3 separate regions of the Homo sapiens genome follow, and all the other regions are linked to region 3. Evidence: chromatin contacts called from ENCODE Hi-C or POLR2A ChIA-PET data. All regions are on one chromosome and are shown on one strand. The core of a region is the stretch at or near the end of the contact, and the rest is flanking DNA. Distances in the headings are between cores, read along the strand shown.

What was found. A loop is a pair of places that touch in the nucleus more often than their neighbours do. ChIA-PET counts read pairs that join two places held with the same protein, here RNA polymerase II (POLR2A). Pooled maps may share reads with other maps.
Region 1: a loop to region 3 is called in a map of naive thymus-derived CD4-positive, alpha-beta T cell, with 2.4 times the contacts of the local background. The contact joins the enhancer-like site here to the promoter of HJURP in region 3. A Hi-C loop is called at or near these places in 1 of 168 maps with a recorded cell type or tissue (naive thymus-derived CD4-positive, alpha-beta T cell), 2 of 37 single-sample maps with no recorded cell type and 11 of 50 pooled maps.
Region 2: a loop to region 3 is called in a map of PC-9, with 3 times the contacts of the local background. The contact joins the enhancer-like site here to the promoter of HJURP in region 3. A Hi-C loop is called at or near these places in 1 of 168 maps with a recorded cell type or tissue (PC-9) and 7 of 50 pooled maps. POLR2A ChIA-PET finds 5 or more read pairs at or near these places in 2 of 52 experiments (CD8-positive, alpha-beta memory T cell and activated CD8-positive, alpha-beta T cell).

What each region holds. Positions count from the first base shown.
Region 1 is chr2:233,419,307-233,424,231 of GRCh38, forward strand. The region is part of intron 3 of DGKD (diacylglycerol kinase delta); the gene reads left to right. Among named protein-coding and RNA genes, the nearest start is that of DGKD, 67 kb to the left of the region's middle. RefSeq lists a silencer at 1-91 and an enhancer at 2,882-3,031. Within about 2 kb of position 2,890, at least 20 of the 41 ENCODE cell types and tissues checked have a DNase peak (open chromatin) inside an H3K27ac peak, as active enhancers do.
Region 2 is chr2:234,133,725-234,138,359 of GRCh38, forward strand. No RefSeq gene overlaps it. Among named protein-coding and RNA genes, the nearest start is that of SPP2, 85 kb to the left of the region's middle. Within about 2 kb of position 2,892, at least 8 of the 41 ENCODE cell types and tissues checked have a DNase peak (open chromatin) inside an H3K27ac peak, as active enhancers do; they include PC-9, where a contact is called at or near this core.
Region 3 is chr2:233,853,128-233,857,897 of GRCh38, forward strand. HJURP (Holliday junction recognition protein) reads right to left here and starts at 1,408. Exons shown (of 9, transcript NM_018410.5): 1 at 1,257-1,408; 2 at 717-783. The coding sequence starts at 1,373. RefSeq lists an enhancer at 1,290-2,282 and a silencer at 1,350-1,609.

The sequences.
Region 1 (4,925 bases), core at 1,640-4,139, 430 kb before region 3:
AATCTGTAGGCTCTTGCCCATTGACTTTAACACCCAGTTTTTGTTTGTGCTGGGTCACTTCAATTTTGATACACGTGGAGCAGCTGGAAACTGTTCTGAGCAGGAAGGGCAGCAGGTAAGAGCCCCAGGGGACAGTGTGCCATCATACTGGGAGGCTGTTGGGTGGTGAGTTCAAGGTCAGGGTTTGGAATTAAGCGGAAGGAATTGAGCTTCCTTGTAAGATGCTCCAGAGGGTTGCTTCTTGGCTTGTATGTCTTAGAAATGGAAGGCTGGAATTTTTAAGGTATAGGCTTTGTGGTGTGACTTTACTCATGTGCTAGAAACATTCTGTGGTTCTCACCTGGCCAGACAGAAAGCTGCAGGTGGAAGAGGCTTGTGTGTGGTGAATTCCTACAGTCTGAGCTTTGTCACGGGAAAATTTCCCTCCAGTCCCCCAAAGCAAGCACTACAGAGCCCAGATTTGTTCTGCTTTGGGTGTGGGTGGATTTTCACCTTGTCTGTCGACGGTGCAGGACCTGTCCCTGTGTGCTTTGAGGTTTCTAGGGTGTGATGTTGGTTTGTGGTTTGTGGAGGGGTGTGTGTTGGGAGGGAAGGTGTTTTTGCTGTTCTCCTCTAAAAGCTCCCTTCTGAGTGGTCCCGCCAGGACCTCCCTTTCCTCCCTTCATGAAGCATCCACCTTGTTTTCAGACACTCGAGCTATTTGGGATTCAGGAATTGACTCTGGGATGAGAAATTTGAGAGACAAATTAGGAACAGTTGTGTCTGCCATGAGACGCGTGGCAGTCGGCAGGGGCCTGGTGGGGTGTATAAAAGCCCTGGGAACCCTGCATAAAGGGGTTGGGATGGTAAAGGAGTGAATTCCAGGCTCAGGCGCTCAGGAGATTCCCCTCCCCCAGTTCCCTCAGCAGAGTCTGGCTACTGGCATGGTTTCAGGCTGACCTGTTAACCTTCCGTATGGCTAAACTACAAATATAGGGCATGGCTATATTGTGTGTGTCTCTAGTTCTGGCTTGGGCATGTTAGCATATTTTTGTGCCAAAACATTTAAAACATTCAAAAAGTAACACATGAACCCAGCTATGACTGCTTCCAGCCTGAGAAATAAACATAATAGATATAACAGAGGCACTTGGAATTCTCTTTCCTATCCTCGTTTCTTCCTGCTCCCCCTTCCCTGGGGGCATCCTAACTTTGGTGTTTGTCATTTGTTTTCATGTTTATATACTTTTTTGATAAGTGTGTGTAGGCATAAACAGTATATAGCATTGTTGAACTGGTTCTGAAATGTCGAATAAATGTTATCAGACTGGACAGCCACAGCATTACGCTTCCTGGATTTATCCCTGTGGCTACATCTAGCTTTAGTTAAATGGTTCAAGGTTTAATACAACTGATTCCTGATTCCTGGAGTTAAATCAGAATTTCTGGGGAACGAGGCATGAACCGCAGAGCTCCTGACAGGCGCGGCCTGAGTTGAGGCCCACGATGCTGGTTTTCGTGGCCTCTGTAGTGTTCCAGTACCTAAGACGTCCTGTTGTGGACGTACACTTTCCCAGATTCCCTGTGATCAGTAGTGCTGCTGTGAATATGCTTATCTTCGTCTTCTTGGCACATGGGCAAGAGTTTCTCTAGAATGTGTTTCTAAGGATAGAATTGCCAGGTGTGTGCATCTTCAGCTTGACTGGTGATCGTCAAATTACCTCCAGAACTATCAGCAGCAGTGGTCACGTATGAGTGATCTCATTTCTATAGTGTCTTTAAGTTTTTCTTTTTTAACATACCAAACTGAGGGCAAGATGAAGACCTCATGAGTGAGATAAGACATTGGACATTGCTGAGACTTTAATCGACACCGTGCCCTCAGCATGTCCACACGGACCTGCTGGCCCTGCCGCCACCCCAGCTGTAAAGCTTGCTTCCACCCACAGTGTCCCCTTCCTGGGATGGGAGCAGCACCCAGCCAGCTGCTCGGAGGTCACTGTGGACTCCTCTCTGTCTCACCCTGTCCCGTCTGCTGTCCTCAGAGCACATCCAGAGCCTGCCCACTCTCCTCACCATCATCTCGTGATGGGGTTACTGAGGAGCCTCCCAAAAGGTTTCCTGCCTTCTTTCCTGCATCTTACTGTCAGCTTTCAATAAAGCAACCAGAATGATGCTTTCAAAACTTGAGCTTGCATGGCTTCTTATTTTACGTGGAGTAAAAGCCAAAGTTCTTACACCTGCATGGCCCTCTGTGGTCCTGATGCTTGCAGGTTGGCCCCTGGCCCCCTTCCTGATGCCAGCCCCAGCCACGCACCACGCGCCTGCTTCTGCTCAGCCCTTCCCACCTCCTTCCTTGCTTCCTTCCAGTCTCTGGCTCCTTCCTCGCCTCCTCCCCGTTTTTGCTGTGGAGTCCCCTGGCCCCCAGACCTCTCTTTTCTGGTCTCCCGTTTTTCCATAGGGCTTGTCACCAGCTACTACTCTCCATGCTGTGTAATTCACTTCTTTAATAAGTCTTTAATTTACTGCCTGCATTCAAATGTAACTTCCGCAGGAGCAGGAATCTTTTCTGTTTGCTCAAGTGAAAGACTGCCTGAATTTATTTCTGAGGAAGAAAGAAAGAATTTGGAGCCCAATGATGAAGATAGCACAGGAGAGAGGAGGTGAAGTTGAGGGAGCAGTTTCTGACTTGGGAGGTTGGGGGGATGGGACAATTACTGGTCTCTGGGAGGCAGTGGCAGAAGGACCTTGAGGCCCCCTAAGTGTGTAGTAGGACCCCCGAGGGGCATGGCCAGTGGGCTGTGGGGCTGCAGAGGCAGCTTCTTTTGGGGCCTTGTCTTGGCACCATCTCGGCCACTCCCAGAGCATACATTGGTATTGCCGTAGTGGGTGCTGGGCTGGCCCGCCCCACCCAGGAAGTGCACTACTGTTTGAGGGCAGGAGCCTGCGATTCTGACATCCTCTCTTCATGGCTGAGCTCCTCAGGTTACATAGCTCCACTGATTCCTCAAGCACTGTTGTGTTTAGAAATGAAACCTTCCATTTCCAGGGCCCTGCCTTGTGCAGGCTCAAGTACCCAGGCCACGTGTCAGAGCCCATAGCAAAATGAGCAGCTCAACCGGAGGGCGTGGTCCATGACACTCCTGCGTGTGCTTGGACTCAGGCGCAGGGACAGGCGGGGCAGCTGGCATTTCTACCCACCCCTCCTGACATAGAGGACCTGGTCCTTTTCTTTGAGAATGTGTACCAAAGGTGTGTCGGCTGTGTCCACATAATATTTTCTTGGCGTCAGATGTTTCATGGGTTGCACTAACTACAAATACAGGACTTTAGATAAGATTACACTTTTAACTTGCGCTGCCCACATACGCCCTTGTCCTTAAGAAACACAGCATTGTTCTGGAGTTACTCCTTGGTTTTCCCAGTTTAAACTTAAATATTGTTGATGGTGGTTACTTATTTTTAATTAAAGCTTTTATTTTGAGATTCTTTGTACCCTTTACCCAGTTGCATGCAGTGGTAACCTCTTGCACAACTCCAGTACAATGTCACACCCAGGATACTAACCTCGTTACAGTGGAGATGGGTAGCCTCCAAGCCGCAGAGATTTTCCTTGTGCCCTTTTACAGCCTCACACATGTCCCTCTGTAACCCCTGGCAAACACTCATCTGGTCTCCATTTCTATAATTTGGTCTTTTCAAGATGTGATATAAATGGAATCTTATAGTATGTAACCTTTGGGGTTGGATTTTTCACTCAGCGTAATTCCCTGGAGCCTCATTGAGGTTGATGAGTCTTATCAGTGGTTGTTCCTTTTTATTACTGAGTAGTATTCCACGGGTGTACCACAGTTTGTTAATCATTTACCCCCTGAAGGGCATCCGAATAGTTTCCAGCTTTTGGTGATCATGAATAAAGCTGCTGTAAACATTCCTGGGTAGGTTTCGGTGCAAACATGAATCTCCATTTCTCTGGGATAAATGCTGAAGAGTGTAATTGCTGGGTCATATGCTAGTCACATGCTTGGTTTTTTAAGAAACTGCCAAACCGTTTTGCAGAGTGGCCGTAATGTTTTACATCCCACCCAACAGTAAGATCCACTTTCTCCATATTCTCTCCAGCAGGTGGTGTTGGCACTAGTTTCTGTTGTAGCCATCGTGATAGGTGCGTAGGGCTCTCTGGTTGTGGTTTCAGTGTGTTTCTCTGATGGCTAAGGATGTTGAGTATCTTCTGTGTGCTTATTTGCCGCTTGCATATCCTCTTGTGCTGTCGGGGGTGAGGACTCATTTCCAGGTGGTATAGGAGACATCCCGGCTCTCAGCTTGGCCTCCTCTGGATACTCTGTTAGGTGAGTGCTGGAGTGCCTAGCTGCGGCCTGGGAGTGGGGTGGGCATGGTTTTTTCTTGTGGCGCTGGCTGGAGTAAGGTGGGTGTTACTGCCGTTGTCAGTTTCTGTCTTGTCTGACTGCCCCCTTCCTGGATCCTTGGCCTGGAAGAGCAGGCTTTTGTTGGGGCTTTCCACCCACCCCCCCAGTATCCATCACTGTTTTCGGCTGCTGCTTCTTTAGCTCCAAGTCTAGGGTATACCAGGTAAAAAGAAAACCCAGAGGGCCACCACAGTGTCATCCCTTTGGACAAGACCCTTGTCAGGCTGCCATCTTCTCTCTACCTTTCAGGGTCTTTTTGTGTTGATTTTCTGATGCCCATGGTTTTCAGTTCTCAGTGAGAGGAGTGGGGAAAAGTACCTCCCTGTCATCTGAATTTGGACCCGTGAAAAGTGAAGAGGGGGTCCATTCAGAATGTTGTGCCTCTACCCATCCCTGCTCGCTCGTCATGACCGTTGGACCGTTGTGGTCCCCGGGCCTCACATTAATTACTCTTAGGCCCTTTTGGTTTGGCCTGTGGTTTCAGCGTGACACAGTTTGCTGGACTTTGATCTTTTTTGT
Region 2 (4,635 bases), core at 1,642-4,141, 280 kb after region 3:
CTACCAGGATTCTAGCTGAAAACAGGCCAGGGTGATCAGACAGCACCCGGGGGGGTGGAGGATGAGAAACCTGATTAGATATCAAGGGCGATCAGGTATTGAAGGTGTAGCATTTTTGCCAACTGATTTAGTGGGTTCTCTGCTCAAACTGGGTTTTACAAGAAAGTGCTCAGATGGGCCTAGAGGTTTTAGAAGGCTGACTAGTGTTCAGTCAAGCAGAGAGTCTTTGCCACTATCGGCTTGAAAATGGTGAGACCCAAAACACAGAAACATGGCACACGTGGTGGGAGTTATGAGCTCAGAAGGCCAAAGGGAATCCTTCTGGGTGCCCCCAGGAGTCTAGACCCAGAGGACTAGAGTCTGCACCAAGAAAGCCTTTTGCTTGTGTTGCCTTTAGAGAAGAGGAGACCAGCTGGGCAGCACCGCCCCTCCTGGGTTACGTGCAGCTGAGACACTTGTATCCCGGCAGTGAGCCCCGGCCATCTTGATGGCCGATTCCTTGTTCCAGACCGGGGCCTGTTCTCTTGGGATTGTTCTTGCAGGACCCAATATGCACAGTGAAGGAAAAAGTAAGTGTGGAGGAGTGACTGCAAAACCCGCCAGGTCTGATGGGGAGCATGACCCAGAAGCTGAGCCTCAAGGCTCCCAGCACTGTTGTTTCCGGAGTTCCTCTGATGTCCCTGAGCTCCTGGCTCCCCATCTGAAAATGAGGGCGAACATTCCCCTTTCTGCCTCACAGTGTGAAGGTCAGTCACATGGTGTGTGAAAAACCCTTGTCACCTGTAAAGGGGCTCTCAGTGGAAGTGACCTGTGCATTCCTGCAGCCAGAATCAAGCCCGGCACTCCTCAAACCTGCCAGATGATAAGAACCCCTTGGACAGATGCTCACATGACCAGCCTCATCCTTGGAAATGCTCATCAGTGGTTGTGGGTTGAGGCATGGGAATCAGTGCTGAGTAAGTTCCCTAGGGTAATTCTTCTCCTCGGTGGCTGGGGAAACATGGACTATCTGATCGGGTGGTTCTCAGGCTTGTCTGCGATGACCTGGGGGAAGATAACAAAGAGAAAGACTCCATTTTTTATGTTTGACCACTGATGGCTTTCAATCCGTTATCTTTCCCTCCCGCTGGAACCACATCCAGGCAAGTTGATGAGAACATTGATGCCTTCTCCCTGGGTGCCTGAGTGCCCGTGGGGAGTTCAAATCCTGGCCTCTGTGCAGGAACCCTCAACCTGGCTGGCTCACTTTTAACCACAGTAAGAACCAATGCTACTGCCATTGCACCTACTTTATTTTCTCAAGCCCCCTGGACTGTATGGAGCCCAACTTGATCTCCCAAGAAAGTCACATTATGTGACCCTTTTCACAACCTAACAATGGAAGGGACCAGTCTGGGCAGCCTAACCAATTTTGGATGGCGGTTAATCCCACCCTCCATGGGGCACCTGCATGACAGGGGGCTTCAAAGGTCAATGCCTGGCCTGCAGAGTCAGATGTGAGCATCTGGGAGGCAGCCTGGCCATCAGTTTAAAGGTTCCTGGGTGATCCCTGGTGATTGCTGGGTGCAGTGGGGACTGAGGACGTGGGTCTCATTCTCCTCACGTCCCATCCAGTTGACTGTAGCTTTCTCTTAGCTGGCCTTGCCTCAGCCTGGTGAGAGCAAAGTCTGTGCATTTTTTGTTACCTTTCTATTCCCGGATCTTAGCTGAAATGCAGGCGCTGCTTAATTGACAGAAAGAAATGAAAAGGAATTGAATGCTTAGAAACAGTGATCGCATATCAGCCAAGTATACAACAAGAGTCAGGCCTCCCCCACTTTGACACTTTCTCCTCTCTATTGCTATTCATTTTGGGGACCTTTGGGGTAAAACTGCATGTTAAAATGTAAGGAATAAGACTCCAGCTGAGGAATAGGATTTTCACACCTAGAGTTTTTAAAAAATGCAACAGAGTCCGGTATCAAACTCTAAACAGAAACTGGATCGGGGATTCTTTAGAAGGGATTCCTAAAATGGGTGGCCCCAAGCCTAAACGACTTCAGTGGAATCTTCCAGTCTTGCATTCACCGTTACCAGCTGTTTGTAATGGGAGAGATTCAGTGACTCTTATCGGGCACTAGATGGCGATCAGGCATCAATAAGGCCCAACAACCGCCTCGGACCTGGGACCTGGGATTGGCTCCTCCAACCCTGGCCGCCACCCTGGGAAGTGGCCATTGTCATCTTGATTGTCTGTGGGAGACCAGTGAGGCTGGCGGTGGGGATTAGAACTTCACCCAAGGATCACACCCTCCTTCAACCCTTCCTGTGCAGCAGGTTTTACATTCATGTGCAGTGACCGCAGCCGAGGATGTGGGGCACAGCCCGTGAGAGAGACCAGGAGGTCAGCAGTGGTGGGAGTGTTGTGTGCAGTGCAGCCAGGGACCACGGAACGGGTCTCTGTGGCCGCTGGACCCTGCCCCACGGGCCTCAGGGAGGAAGAGCTCTTGAAGGCCGAGAAGGGGCTGTGCTCTAAGCCTGCTGCCCAGGCCTACCCTGCAGCCCCCAGGATGGTTTTCAGGATGCCTCTAATAACACCCATGTCACTCTTACCACTGGCCAAGCACCATTTTGAGCACTTTCCACAGATCAATGTATTTAATCCTCACACAAGCACAATGGGCTGGGTACTACCATCATTGTCATTCTATAGATGAGGAAACTGAGGCACAAGGAAATTACAAAGTTTGTTCAAAGTCATTTGTAGACCAAAAAAGAAAAGAAAGAAAAATTCTGAGCCCTTCAACCATCTAAATGGACCCCTCCTCTCTGCAAGGACATTCCAAAGCTAACCTGAAAAACTAGTTCAGGCCATGATGGGAGGCAGGGGTCAGAGGTCAGACATGCCTCATTATGCCCTCCTCCCTTTTGGAATTACTGATAGAACATTTACAGTGTATTCTCTCTGAAGCCTGCCACCTGGAGGTTTCACATGCATGATTAAATCTTGGTCTTCACAACCCTTTATCTTAACCCAGACATTCCTAAGTCCTCTGACAATAACTTAACTCTTTCAACCAATTGCCAGTCAGAAAATCTTTGAATCTGCTGATGATCTGGAATCCTCCTCCACTCCAAGCCCTGCAGCTTCCAGTTGACCCACCTTTCCGGACAGAACCAATGTTCATCTTACATGAATTTGATTGATGCCTATGTCTACCTAAAATGTATAAAACTAAACTGTCCCTGATCACGTTGGGCACATGTTCTCAGGATCTCCTGAGGGCTGTGTCATGGGCCATTGGTCACTCATATTTGGCTCAGAATAAATCTCTTCAAAGATTTTACAGAACTTGACTCTTTTCATCAACACATTCAACAAGTAGGTGACAGAGATGGGATTATGCTATTTTTTGAGACAGTTTCACTCTGCCACCTAGGCCGGAGTGCAGTGGCGCAATCTCGGCTCACTGCAACCCCACCTCCAGGGTTCAAACAATTCTCCTGTCTCAGCCTCCCAAGTAGCTGGGATTACAGGTGCACGCCACAAAGCCCGGCTAATTTTTGTTTTTTTTAGTAGAGATGGATTTTCCCCATGTTGGCCAGGCTGGTCTTGAACTCCTGATCTCAGGTGATCCGCCTGCCTCAGCCTCCCAAAGTGCTGAGATTACAGGCGTGAGCCACCGTGCCCAGCTGAAAAATGTTTTAGATAAATTTTGTTCAATTGAAAAAAAAAAAAACAAAAAAAACAACTTATTACCTCTTCAGACCTCCTTGAGATGAAGCAACTGACTCCCTCTCACAGGAAATTTCTATGACAGTCAACAAAAGCTGTCAAATTGCCTGCCTTTGTTCTTTGAGAAATTAGAACAGCCTCCAATGCCTGCAGGTTACATTTCCAACCAGTGACTCATTTCATTGAGATGGGTTCTTTTTCCTGCAACGATAGCAAGTTTGTTATACTAGTTGGGTCTTGGTGAGAACACTGACTAGGAACCAAAAAGAATTCCACAGCCCAGGACAATTAGGTCAAGCCATGAAAGCCCTTTAATTCTGGTAAAACCCCCTCAAAGGGGCATGTGAACGTAAGTCTTCACAGCCCTCTGGCGCCAGCACAATGGCAAAATCACTCCACCCAGAAGCACTTGGCCCCCAGCTGGGACGTTCTGGGTTCAGCCTGGCTCCTTGTCCCAAAGGTCCCTGGTTGGCACAGTGGGGCTCTGCACCATCTATCTGGTCCTCTCCAGGGATGGCAGGCATGAGGCGGCATGGGCAGCCTCCTGTGCCGGGAGACTCTGGCTTGCAAGTAGAAATTAAATTCATGTCTTTTGCTGTTGGTGTTATTTGGATACAAAATATCGTCTCTTTCAAATTAAGTTTTAAAGCATCGAATTTTAAACTACTGGCAAGATAGTGTGAAAACTACAGTGATTAGAAGGGCTTGGAACTATTCTCAGATTTTAGCTAAAATGTCACTTTCTTAGGGAAGCCTTTTGTGGCCATGCCTTCCCGATCCCTCCGTCATTCAGTCAAGACCTTCTGAAATGCCCTCCAGCACCACCGTCCTTCCTTCATCGTAACATCTTAATTAGTAATTATATACTAATATATGTGATTATTTGATGTGTGGCTGTCCCCAACTCCTTCCCCCAACCT
Region 3 (4,770 bases), core at 158-2,657:
TAGGATTTCTTTTAACTCAAGGAGCAGATCTTGTGAACCTTCTGTGTCCGTTTAATGCAACATAGAACTTGCTCTGAGGTTTGTTTTCATTAAGTGATACTGAGTTAGTTATAAAGCTATATGGGAGGAATTGACCCCAGCCAGTGCAAAGTGTCACCAGCTATTTACCAAAAAGAATCCACAAGATTTCAGTCCGTTTACATTAACTATTAAACGGAATGCCTTCTCCTCCCTATTCAAGTACTTGGAGCCTCAAGGAAGACAGTTACTACTCCAAGTTAAACAGGGCAAACAATAGTCAATGTGAGTATTCACAGTGCGGGGCGGGGTACTGTTCACAGTTTCATAGGGATTGTACGTGACTGTTACAACACCCACGCCCAGGAGACATTATTGTCATCATCCTTCCCATTTCACAGATGAAGACACTGAGACCAGTCCAGCTAAGCAACTGCCCCACGCTGCCATGGTGGGGAGGTGGCCAGCGGGGATGCCAACCCGGTAAGCCGGAGGCATGTGAGCCAGGAGGCACCTATGTCTCTTCAGGAATTGTTCTAATAAGTAATTCAAGTAATTTACAGGTTTAAGGGCACCAATGTTTTGGTTCCTATTAGTTAGGTGAACAATGTTTACTTCTTAAGAGAGCAGGGACAGCATTTCAACTACTCCATTCACACTCTTCACCCGAATACTCAGAAGGTGGGGAAGACCCTTACCCTGTGGCGTCTCGTAGGTCAGCGTGGCCATTTGCACCACCGGGGTGTCCTCGAAGGGCTGGTTGTACTGCGGAGGAGGAAGGGGCTTCCTGTCAGGTTCCAGGGCCACGAGGGGCCCCAGACCCGGGAGGAGGCGGCGCCAGCCCGTGAGAGGCCGTTAGTCTGGCCTGGGGCGCCCCAAACGCGGTCTCTGCAGCGGAGCCCCCAACTCCGCCTCTCTCGTCCCACTCAGGAGCACCCCCAGCCCCACCAAACCCTCCTCTCTGCACCCGAGCCCCAGGCCTGCTTCCCCACTCCCCGTTCCGGAGGCCCCAGTCTTTCCTCCCCGTCCCCGCACCGAAGCCTTCGGCGCTGCCTCCTTTTTCCCTCTCCGGAGCCCCCAGCTCCGCCTCCACCTTCTCTCCGCATCCAAGCCCCAGTCCCGCTTCCCCAACCCCCGCTCCGAGTCCTCAGAGCCCCTTCCCTTCCCGTCCTACGTCCCCTCCCAGCCTCACTCCGACACGCAGGCCTCCCCTCCCGGCGGACCGGCGGGGGCCGCACCTTCTCTATCAGCCGCTGCATGCGCCTCTGGAAGCGGCGGCGACTGGCCCTGAGCTTCTGCAGCAGCTGGTCGTCTTCCACGTCCTCGCCCTCCATGGCGCGCAGCGTACCCAGCATCGGACCCAGCCAGTACCCAAGCGCCAACCCGGACTGCAGGGCCTCGCGCGCCACAAACTCAAATAGGAGACTCCGCCCTCCCTGCCTTCCTCTCGGTTTTCTATTGGCTAGAGCGGAGAAGCCGGGCACTGATTGGGCCTTTCAAACAAATTTGCGTCCCACCTTCCGGCCAATCCACTCCCGAGTTTCCAGCCACGCCCCAATGTCCGGCGGAAGGGAGGGAGGGTCTCCGGCCGCCACGGCCGGTGGTAGTTGTACAAACAGCTGTGTGCTTATTCATCAGCGGTGCTGTGCGAGATCCGGTGGGATGCGTGTCATCTCCCGCGCTGTGCACCGGAGATAAGTGCGGCCTGGAGATTTCTGCGTGACTTGCTCTGGGTGTCGCCGCTGGGCGAGGTCCGCCTTCCTCACCCCTCCGCCTGGGATCCCGGCGCAGTTTCCAGGGCAGGGGCCTAAGAAAGACAACCCCAAATTACCAACCCAAAAGGAGGCAGGATAGCGAATATTCATCTAGAAGGAAAAAATAAGTCTCAACGAATGACACATTTAAAGATGCTGACAAATGCGATACACATCACAAAATCCAGGAAAATACTTCTATTAACCCAGCTTTTTCCCTATGTATTTCTGATTGCATATTCTGCTTCTTCATTGATATTAATCTTGTAATATTTTCTCCAGAGAGAAGAGCAAGATAAATCAGTCTTTAGTATGGTTGATGGAATTTATGATTGACATCTTAGGAAAGTTTCATTCAGCTTCATCACTTAACCACATTTGTGTGCTTGTGCTGATATGATTACCATAGTATGTGATTGAAAATAAAAGCATTACTGAGCACCAGGAGGTCCCTTAGAGGGGGCTCTTCACCTCCTTTCAGCCTGCACGGCAATTCTATCATGATGTCCTGCGGAAATTTAGGTGGGAGTGGGTGGAGGGTAAGAACTTCAGGGCTCATGTAGTGTGTGTGTCCACAAAACGTGTTGCGTTGTGCTGGACACAGAGATGTGCTGGCCTGATTCCCCTTAAGATGCCACAGCTGCTAGGAGGGCAGTTGGCAGGGGCCTTCAGTTGTCAGCCTATTCTGGGATGATTCAGTTGCAGAGAACTCCCTCACCCAAGGTCCTGCTGCCCCAGGGTGGCCCAGCACCAGTGACTGATCCAGGTGGGAACAGGAAGGCTGTATCATTTCAGTCTGATGGAAGAAAACCCTGGGCCACTTTATCTTCCGAGCTCTCAATTCCACGGAATTGGATGGGGTAACCTACCAATCCTGTTTCTTTCCTTCCCTTCCTCCCTATATAAACATCCTCTCTGAGTCTTCTCCAGTTGCAGGATCTACACATTTAACTTGTACCTTTTCCAATTTTCACAAACAGACCGAGGTGTCTTCCTCCTCCTTCCTTAGGAGTGTTCAGAAACTTAACATGCTCTTCCTTGGACTCTGTGCTTCCCACACATAATTTACTTTTCAAACATCTAACTGGGCCCATTTAGAGACTTGAGACCTTGAATAAGATTTTCTTTTTTCTTTTTGAGTTTTGGATGATTGACTCTTCCATTGTTACCAGATAGAGTTGTCCAGGTTCTTGGTGTGTTGAACAAAGAATTGAACAAAACACACAAAGTAACAAAGGAATGAAGCAACGAAAAACAAAGCAACAGGAGAACGGAGTAAGGAAAGCACAGATTCATTGAAGACAATTCACAGAGTGCGAGCGGACTGGAGCCCGCAGCTCAAGAGCCTCTTCAATTAGGGTTTTTATAAAGCCAAAAGAACTTGGCAACACCCCTGGGTACCCTTTAGAGGCCTCCAATTGGTTACACCCTATGAAGGATTGGCCTGTGACCAATCAGAGCCTAAAGTGGAAACTTGGCCTGCAGTCATTCAGGGGCTGAAGTGGAAACTTCTTTCTTGTTATCACGGGAGTGAAGATGTAGCCTATGTCCTGCCCAATCTTGCTTAAAACTGGCTGCACCTGCTGTTCTCTTGCTTATGCGAACTGGCTGCATCTGCTGTTCCTTTGCTTATGCCTCAACCCTTTGCTACCCCAGTTCCCTATTCTCCTGCCTCACCATGACTCTCTAACAAGCACGATAGTACCAGTTTTCAAAACTGGCGTCTCCCAGGGCTTATTCTCTATTCCTGGGAAACCATTCCAAGATTTCCTTTGCTGGCTTCACTGACAATCCAAGCATCTGCCTCTGTCCTAGGAGTTTGGGGGCAGCTTCAGTGGAAAGATTTCTCAATCTCAAGTTCAAGTCTTTAATTGAAGTCCAAAACATACTTGCTTTAGCCAAACTCCTTCTGAGCCAGCCAAAGTCCATGCATTAACCCTTATTGTTCTGGCCTGGTGGTCTTCCAGTCGTCTCTGACTGGCTTTCCCCATCCCATGGTCTAAAGTGGTGCTCCAGCTAAAGAAAGAAGAACCCTGTATCATGCTTCTCATGTGATGCTGTAGCAGGACAAGCCGCAGACAAAACCCCTCAGACACCGAGTTAAAGAAGGAAGGGCTTTATTCAGCTGGGAGCTTCGGCAAGACTCACGTCTCCAACAACCGAGCTCTCCCGAGTGAGCAATTCCTGTCCCTTTTAAGGGCTCACAACTCTAAGGAGGTCCATGTGAGAGGGTCGTGATCGATTGAGCAAGCAGGGGGTAAGTGACTGGGGGCTGCATGCATCAGTAATTAGAATGGAACAGAACGGGACAGGGATTTTCACAGTGCTTTTCTATACAATGTCTGTAATCTATAGATAACATAACCGAGTAGGTCAGGGGTCGATCTTTAACTACCAGGCCCAGGGTGTGGCGCCAGGCTGTCTGCTTGTGGATTTCATTCCTGCCTTTTAGTTTTTACTTCTTTCTTTAGAGGCAGAAATTGAGCATAAGGCAATATGAGGAGTGGTCTCCTCCCTTAATGCCATTCTCTGTAACACCTCACCCTACCACCCTTGGCAGCCTAACCATATTACTCCAGACCTGCTAAGCAAACTCCTTTGCCACCACTTTCCACTCCCACATAACAGGGAAGGATCACAAGTCAGCTCCTTCCCCAGCAGCAGGTTTCTGGGTGCAGCATCTTGGAATCTCACAGGGTTTCCAGAGATGACGGCGGGTGGCTCCGGCTGCCCCTGCACAGTGCCCTCTACTGGCCGGGCTGGGATTTCCAACCCTCCAAGTGCTGTTTAAATGCCTAGGAAATAGTTCTCTTTAAAGTTATATTACGGCTGCTCTTATAAAATGTGCCTGAATTTTGCTTCAAATAAAAGAGATGGAGACTTATTCTGCATGGAGTTGTCATGTAAATATGTTTCTGTTGGAAAGGTGTGGAAATGTTACCACCAGTCTGTGGTTGGAGAAGCGCAGCTTTTGGCTGGTCCCAGCATTGACACAGAA